2 separate regions of the Homo sapiens genome follow, and region 2 is linked to region 1. The links are chromatin loops, found by intact Hi-C in ENCODE. Cell type or tissue: CD4-positive, alpha-beta T cell. All regions are shown on one strand. Links, peaks and the distances in the headings refer to the core of each region. The heading gives the core; the rest is flanking DNA.

Region 1 (4,399 bases), core at 291-4,290:
TTTGAGATAGGCATTAAAGGACAGATCAGATGTGACATAGGAAGATCAGTGGAGGATATTCCAAGTAGATGGAAAAATGGAAACAGAAGTAGATGTATTAAACTACAAAATGCATAAAAGCAGAGATCAACTCCATTCAACCAGGCTGGTTCCAGAGAAATCTCTTAAGGGGCTGCTTTACCAGTCTAGAACAGAGGTAAAGCTGGCTTGCTCTAGGAGGGTGACCATGGAAATGAAAATGATGACAGTGAATGTGGAAAGAAAGTTGTATGTGTTGATTGGACAGGACTTTCCACTGAGTCTGTAAGTACAAGTCTTACTCATCTCATACTCCCAGGCCCATATCCAGTGCCTGCACATATCAGATACTCAATAAATGCTTTGAGTAGAATTTATGGGTGATTTGGTACAGAACACAAAAAAATAGATCAAGGACTCTGAGTTGGAGCTCAAGAGTGAGTACAGAACTGAATAGAGGGTGTGGAGTTCAGTTTTAGACATGTTGAGCTCCAGGTAGCCTCCTGGATTCCAGGGATGATGTCTAGAAGACAATAAGGGAAAGACACCTGAGAAACAGATAGGTATGGAAATGTATATTTGCAGTCTGCAGCTGTGCAGGCAAAAAGAAAAGGCAGTGGAGAGCTTTAGGGAATGCATACATTTAAGAGGGAGGAAGAAAATGAGTAGATGGGGAATTGACTAGAGAAAATGGGCTGTGCGTCCAAGAAAACAAGGGATAGGAGTGTCTAGAAGCTAGTGACCAGCAGTTTCCGAGCACGTGGGCTCAGGAGAGAATGGGGGAAAACAGATTGCAAGAATTTCAGGAGTGAGTTGAGAGGGAGAGCCGACGGTTGGTATCAAGTTCTTTTAAAAGTTTAAGGATGGCTGGGTGTGGTGGCTCAGGCCTGTAATCCCAGCACTTTGGGAGGCTGAGGCGGGCGGATCACAAGGTCAGGAGATCAAGACCATCCTGGCTAACATGGTGAAACCCCGTCTCTAGCAAAAATACAAAAAATTAGCCGGGCGTGGTGGCGAGTGCCTGTAGTCCCAGCTACTTGGGAGGCTGAGGCAGGAGAATGGCGTGAACCTGGGAGGCGAAGCTTCCAGTGAGCGGAGATTGCGCCTTTGCACTCCAGGCTGGGCGACAGAGTGAGACTCCATCTCAAAAAAAAAAAAAAAAAAGAAAAAAAAAAGAAAAGAAAAAAAAAGTTTAAGGATAAGAGAAAAATCAGCAGTGACAGAATCAAGGGAAGGTGGTTTGGAGTATTTGCTTTACAGGATGAGGGTGACAGAGAGTATCTGCCTGGAAGAATTGGTCGGAAGAAAAGGGGAGAGTGAATATAAAAGAGGGAATCCTGCTGAGGGGTGAGGTGACAGGGTCTGAGGTTGCTGGAGGGTGGAGGAGGCACTCATTGTCCTCTGAAGTAAGAGGAGGAAAAGGGGAGAGAGAAGGAGAGGGAGGCTTTCTGCCTTGTGCTTTCTGTCACTAACTGGCTCTGGGGAAGCTTGGGTCATTATGTAACCTCCCTGAATCTCATCTGTAAAGTCATTGGCCTAGGTGAACACTGGAGTTGGACAAACTATTATCTTGCCTCAGACATTTTACTCGAGACTCCCTCCCCTCGCTTGCTGTCCTCATCCAATCAGTTACCTGTAATGGTGATTATAGCAATAATAGCAGAACCATTTATTGCATGTCTCAAAATATCCAATTGGGATGAACCCCCAAAAGCTACATGGTGAAGAAATTGTTCAAATGTAACTTGAAGGATAGTGTGCATGTGTGGTGTGTGTGTGCGCGTGTGTAAAATGTCTTAGTTCAGTTTATCTAAAATCTTATAGGAATGCTTATAATGGCTTTTCTATTCTTTCTTCTATTTCTTTCCTGAGTTCAATCAACTTTTATTTTATTTCTTCTTTTTTTATGTCTGTTTCTGTACCTAGTTTCTGAATGTGTAATTTGAAGTGTTTTTCCATGTTCCCAAGTGCTTGAGGACGTTGAATTCAGTTCAGTGTTGTGTTAGTTTTCTTCCACTTTGCCATTATTTGGGGGAGGAATTTTTCTCAGTTGAATTGCTTGGGTTCTTTTTATTCTGGTGATTTTGCTTAGATGAAGACTTTGATCCGCCTTTCTGTGGACAGGGCTGGAAGGGTTGGGGTGGTTGCAAAATTCCTAGGTCAAGAGCGCCCTCTTCTGTCAGTGTGGCAAAGTATAACTTCTTTTTCTTTCTTTTTTAAAATTGAACTTATTATTATTATTTATTATTATTATTTGGAAGGGGAATGATGGGAGAAGGGGCTGGGCTACCTTCAGTTTTGCAAGGGAAGAGATTCTTGCAGGTTCTTCAATTTCCCTCTCACTGCAAGATTTCCAGAGCTCGCCTCTAAAAGAGGGTCCCTTTGACCCTTTTTACCAGGATGCCTTACTTATCCTTCCAAGACCATCTCCTCTCACAAAAAGTGGGACAAGACCATCTCCTCGCATGCAGCACATATGGTTAAGTCCCTTCCCAGTAGTAAGTAGCCTGATCTACCAGTGTGCTTTTCAGTATTTTCAAACTTAGCGCCGACGTTCTCTCTCTGGTGGTTGTTTCAGATCAATCTAAGGTCCACCACTAGCTTCCCTCTTGTCTACTCTGCACGGATTTTCTCCAGCTGACTTTGTTGGTTCCTGAAGGGCTTGTATTAGGAGTGGAGGAGGCAACTTGCTGGGGTTTGGTGTTTATTTTTCTATTTACAGTTAATTTGAAATTTGGACATTTCATGTCTTCTAGTTATGTAGAAGACATGGGTTTTATGTAGTTTCATTTGATCTTCTTTATTGTTTTGGGAGAGAGTATGTTCAAACTCAGATTTATATCACCACCATTTTCTTGGCTTCTCAGAATTTTTCCATAACATATACTCTAAATTTGTCTAATTTGCCAATAAGATATATAGGAGTTCATTGACTCAAATTATCTCAGGGAGCTCTTTAAGCTCTTACATTAATTAAGAATTGAATTGAGCTACTGGTGAAGGAGATTCCCCTAAACAAATTTGGGGCTTTTCTTGTGTAACAAAAATTTCAGAGGTAGGTGGTAGCGGGCATTGGCTCAGCAGTGAAGACAGACCATGTTGATATCTCCATGACATCTTAACCTCTCCCTCACAGGTGCCTGTGATTACAGGAGGGTTGCTCTACCTCCAGTGTGTCATGGCTATAATCCAGTCAAGAAGAAGGGCAGAGTACAAAGGGTAAAAGGCACTTGTTAACTGTCAGCTCCATTTTAAAGGTCTTTCCTGAAAGCCCCATCCAAAAACTTTTGCTTATACCTGGGTTCAATGACAACCTCTAGCTGCAAAGGAGAATTAGAAATGTAGTTTTTGTTTGTTTGATTTGTAGTAGTTGATTTGTTTTTCCTGAGCACATTATAGCTCCCCCTCAAACACACACACACAAAATGGGGGAGATGTTAGTAAGGATAGGAGAAAAAAGAATATTGGATAGGCACTAAAAATTCCCCTCTGCAACTCTCCAAGTCCAGGAACAGAGAGTTTCTGGTCTCACATCATTGGCTCAGAGACAATATCCAGACCAATGATTACCAAACACCTTTGGGAGGTTCTGAGAGAAGGCTGTGTCACGACAGGTAAGAGAATTACTGGAGACTGACCAGCTGCATGGAAAAGGACTGAAATAAAACAAGGCTAAACACTGCCCCGGGTTGATTTACCCTTACTTTGGGAGTCAGCCTAAAAGCTAATAAATATGTTTTTTTTTTTTAAGCAGCGTATTAGGAATTCCCCAGTTTGTAAACAGGGACACAGTTCTTCTCTTTTCCCTTCTTTCTCTAAATGGAAATAATTCTATAATGAAACAAATTATTTAGGAGTTAAAGCCTAGTGGAAGATCATCTGTTCTCACCATGGAAAACTCTAGTGGATTAATTCATTCCCAAAACACTCAGCCATCTTACCTGCTACACAGACACACACACACACACACACACACACACACACACACACACACACACCTATAGAGACTTCTATATATGATACCCTCATTGATATATATCTGTTATAATTGTTGATAACTGTTAACTCAGCTATGTGAAACTAGTTTTGTAGTTTTGTAGGTACACCAATCCTTTAAGATTCATTTCAGAAAATAGAGAAACAGACACTTAAAAATCTCCATCCTCAAAGACAAGCACTCAAGTTTATAAACACACCAATTTATTTACTCCAGCAGACAGAATCGTGGCATATAATGATTACGTTTTGATCCACAGAAAACTCTCGGGAGATGTGAATGTCTGGCTCTACCCCTAGCTAGCAGTGCTATTTGGGGAAGCAACTTAATCTCTCTGAACATCATTTCCTTGTCTATAGAAGAATGGAATTTGTATGACTGTTT
Region 2 (4,399 bases), core at 208-4,207, 170 kb before region 1:
CCATGTGGGCAGAGACCACTTGTCTTTCTGTTCCCCACCGTAAACTCAGTGTCTATCACACATAATAGGTGCTCATTAAATATCTATTGACTAAGTGAATATTCTCCCTCAAGGCATCAAATATTCAATTTTGGGTATTAAATTGCAAAATTAATTCCTCTATCGGCCCCCAACCCTGCATTTTATTTTTTTTGAGACAAGGTCTCGCTCTGTCACCCAGGCTGGAGTGCAGTGGCAAGATCTCGGCTCATACAACCTTCGCCTCTCGGGTTCAAGTGATTCTCCCACCTCAGCCTCTGGAGTAGCTGGGATTACAGGCATGTGCCACCACTAATCTAATTTTTGTAGTTTTTGGTAGAGACGGGGTTTCACTAGGTTGGCCAGGCTGGTCCCAAACTCCCGACCTCAAGCGATCTGCCTGCCTCAGCCTCCCAAAGTGTAGGGATTACAGGTGTGAGCCCCTGTGCCCAGCCCATCTACCTTAACTTTTACATCTTTGAATATCATTACAAGATTTATTCAATCATTAACTGATGCCTCTGCTTCTGGTCCTTCTTCCACCCTCCAAAACCTCTCCACATACTTCTAATCATATTCTCAAAACATTGCTCTAATCACTACAGGTTTCTAAGCAGCGGAGTATCAAGAAACCCAAAATCATTCCTGATAACATTTAAGTTCTTCAGCCTTGTATTCAAGGTTCTTCAGTCCAGCTAACTTAATTTTTCTTCTCAACCTCAATAGAGCAAAATTGGTCTTACTGCCCTTGTTTTTGTCTTGGTGTCTATGCTCTTAAGAACACCCAGATTCCTAATCAAATCCTTCCCTTCCCTCAAAGACTAGCCCGAAAGTCCCTTCCTTGCTGTCAGTCTTCCCCAGGCCATCCCAGCCCAGCATTCATTATCTATGTAGCTTATTGCCAGCTGCCCACACAGTGCCCTGTGACAGCATGTGCTAGGGACAGAGTCAATTAGATACCTCCACTCCCACCACAACCCTGGATCTACCTCCTGCTTCCTCCCACAGTGCATACTATTCTCCTGAAATCATTTTTCCCCACCCATTTCTCACTGATATGTTATTCTTACCCATTCCTGTGAACTCTGCTCCAATCTCTTAAATCAAAAGTAATCTCCGTCTACCTTTGCTGCACTATGGCACTATAACACATGACCACATGGAGCATTTGTGTGTCTTACTTCCCCCACCACTAAGAAAAATCCAAATTCCCCTGTATATACCATTAATATATTAATTACCCAGTTATTATTTTTAAAACTATGTTGGTACTTCTAAGCAATAAAGCCTCATCTGTTTCAGTGACTGGATATAAGAACTACACATTCCCCTTTAAAATTTTGAATTTAGACCATGCTCGTTTGAAGAGATTTTATTATAGTATGTGTGTAGCACTTAGTCACTTCATTATTCAACATTTCAAACGTTCTAAAAGTCCATTTCTTATTAATAAGGCCCAAAATAGAAGATTTTAGAATATACTTGGTTTATTCAGAGTATATTGTTATTCAAAAGCATGAGAAAAAAAAATCAGGAAACTTTAATGTACAAAGGCTTTGTAACTAATCAGAAGGGAAAAACACTAGCTCGCCTTAACAAAATTATTAAAGACTAACATGGAAGTTTGGTATTCTTCCCATGAAAACAAAAGGCTAGCTATGGAGCTGGATTTAGTCCAAACCAGAAGATAGGTGCTTGAACACAAAGTGAGTGTAATTCTCTCCAAAACAGAAAAGCACTAGGAGGCAGCCCATGCACAGGCACTATTTAAAAGCAAAACCACAAATTCCTCTTCTTTCTAGCATCAACAGCCCCCTATACTTTTAAGTTTACATAAATTATGAAATGAGCTGTGGGTAGAATGCCACAAAAGAAAATGAAACTAGTTTAACACTTTTGAGACAACAGATGGAGTATTTCATTTAGGGACAGTCTGCTTCCTGGTCTGTTAAAGAGCGCCACGAGTATTTCCAACTAAGCTGACACACCCTCTGGAATGCCTATCATAGCAAACAAACTGAAGGAGAGGGGCACTCTAGAAGATCAGTCATCCACCTCCACACCAATACTTGCAAAGGATGTAGGTGTGCTAACCATTGATCAAAGCTCATTCCCCTATTTCCCCACTGGATACTTGAGTTACATTGATTTTAAAATACCTGTCAAGGAGGCCAAAGTCCAGAAAATAATGGGTTAACAGTAAATGCCAGAGGCATGGAAGCTATGTTTTGATAAATAATTCCTTACTATAAAGAAACAGACTATACACAGCCGCAATAATAGCTATTAAATTAAGGGCTCTGATGTTTAATGTATACCTCCCCATGGCAAAGAGACACTGCACCTGGGCAGAGAGCCATTAAAATTTATAAATTAACTGTTAACAGTTTCCCCTTCATCTTGTAGATTTTCCAGCACTACTGCATTTTTCTTATCAAGTCTCTTTATCAGAATCTGCCCGAACCAGACAATCTTATCTTAGTTTATTTGTACAAAGTCATGACAACAGTGGGACAAAAAATGTTACAGTTCACATGAGTTCACTTAACACTGGCATGCTTGGCATAGCAAATCTCACTTTTTTCCAAAACAGCTAGAAGCAGGTGGGGAGTGTATCAGTTTTACACATCTAAAACATGGCATTCCTAAGTCTTTAATCCTATCATTATCCTACTCAGTTTGAGCTTGTTTAAAGGTTGAGTTGTGTGACTTCTGTAAATGCCCTAATAATTCTGTACTTATGAGTAAGTAGCAATTATTAGAATTATATACTCACATTACTCTGTATTTATATAGTGGATGACCCTAAAACATTCAACATTTTAAACAGTTATAGTTGTTTTTAAAAATCCCTGACAGGCTGGTTATAAAATATGTTGATAGATATATTTTATTTATTACTACCACTGAGATTAAGGACCCTGGCTCAAGGTCACACAGCATATGAATTAGTGATGGAGCTTGAGTAGAACTCAGGTATCTGGATTCCCAATTCTGTACAACTAGACCATGATGATGTGAGTCCTTAATAGATCTCAGATTGTTATCCAAAGCACAGAAGGAAACCAACGGATTAAATATCAATTTAGCTCTAATCCATAAAAGTTCTTTACTCAATATTGGAAGGAAGCCTAGATGGGACCAAAGCGGGAGGGGAGAAAAGGAAGAAAGGGAGAAGATGGAGGGAGGGAGAGACGGAGGAAAAATTGGTTCACTGGTTTTACACTTTACTTCAACTATTTAATTTCTAACTCCATTACCAACTGCCAAACCAAAATTTCCTCTGTTTTTCATCTTTAGTTTCTGTCTTCATATAAACATGAATTCAGCCTGTTTGGAACTGCTATAATGAAAAAAAAAAGCAGGTAACTGAAAAAACATCCTTCTGTTTCTACCACCTCTAGTTTGAGATAAGCTGCTCTCATTTCCAGCTCAGTACAGTATCTGTTGTCATGGAATAGATACTTTTCTTCAACTGTTAAATAAACCATCATGACTCCAGATCCAATTTTGTTTTAAAGGCTTCACTCCAACTTGGCAGATTATAGTCTTTAAATGAAAATAAGCTTTCAGCCTGCTTTTATATTTTCTTAAGGTCAAATTGAGGCATACTACCTATTATACTGTGGCTAAAGAAAAATTTTAAGTTGCCATCATATGTAAATTAATCACCTTGCCCAAGGGTAAAAGTAAACCTGTGTATTGTGTATGTGATTGAAGATATTTCCTCTTTCCTTTACTACTGAGCTTATTTAATATTTTTAAGGATGTGTAAAAAAAAATTATACTACTTTTGTAATTAGACAGTCTGAGTATGAGGCCACATATTCCTAAGCTTTCCAAAGATTTACTGAGACACAGTTATTAATATACTATATATAGACAAAACTAATCCAAACTGATATGATTCGGAGGGTTGGGGAAAAAATCTTTTATAGGAATAGCAATTCAATAAATTCATGCCCATATTTCCAAACTTACACAAATGCAGGAGGTTCTCATATAGTAATTTCAATAGAGAGGAATAAATCAAATAGCAAATTTTACTATAAAGGAAAGAAGCTCTGTTTTACAGAAATTTCACTTTAAAAATACAACCTCAAAATGGTACCTCCAAGAACTGCATTCTGTTCTTGACTTTGCTAAGTAATAAACTCCCTTAAAAGCATACAATTTTCAATTTTTTTTTCTTTTTTTTTTTTGAGACAGGCTCTCGCTCTGTTGCCTAGACTGGAGTGCCGTGCTGCAATCATGGCTCACTGCAGCCTTGACCTCCCAAGCTCAACTGATCCTCCCAACTCAGCCTCCTGAACAGCTGGGACCACAAGCATGTGCCACCAAACCTGGATGATTTCTTTGTTATTTTTTTGTAGAGACGGGG

The links. Hi-C counts contacts between places; a loop is a spot of excess contacts. Peaks named below come from ENCODE experiments on the same cell type or tissue, not always from the same donor. Only the 100,000 strongest peaks of a DNase experiment are listed, where the experiment ranks them.
Region 2: it touches region 1 in a loop (12-fold over the local background); 16 of 110 quality-filtered maps call a loop at or near these places.

What each region holds. Positions count from the first base shown.
Region 1 is chr2:190,779,605-190,784,003 of GRCh38, reverse strand. No RefSeq gene overlaps it. Among named protein-coding and RNA genes, the nearest start is that of GLS, 99 kb to the left of the region's middle. RefSeq lists a cis regulatory region at 1,977-2,340. In CD4-positive, alpha-beta T cell, for the core only: CTCF peaks have their summits at 1,993 and 2,196 (motif pointing left); a DNase peak (open chromatin) is centred at 2,163.
Region 2 is chr2:190,945,486-190,949,884 of GRCh38, reverse strand. All of the region lies in intron 14 of GLS (glutaminase), which reads right to left. Among named protein-coding and RNA genes, the nearest start is that of STAT1, 66 kb to the left of the region's middle. In CD4-positive, alpha-beta T cell, for the core only: no CTCF peak of the experiment used is centred there; DNase peaks (open chromatin) are centred at 1,844 and 2,524; H3K27ac peaks cover 402 bases.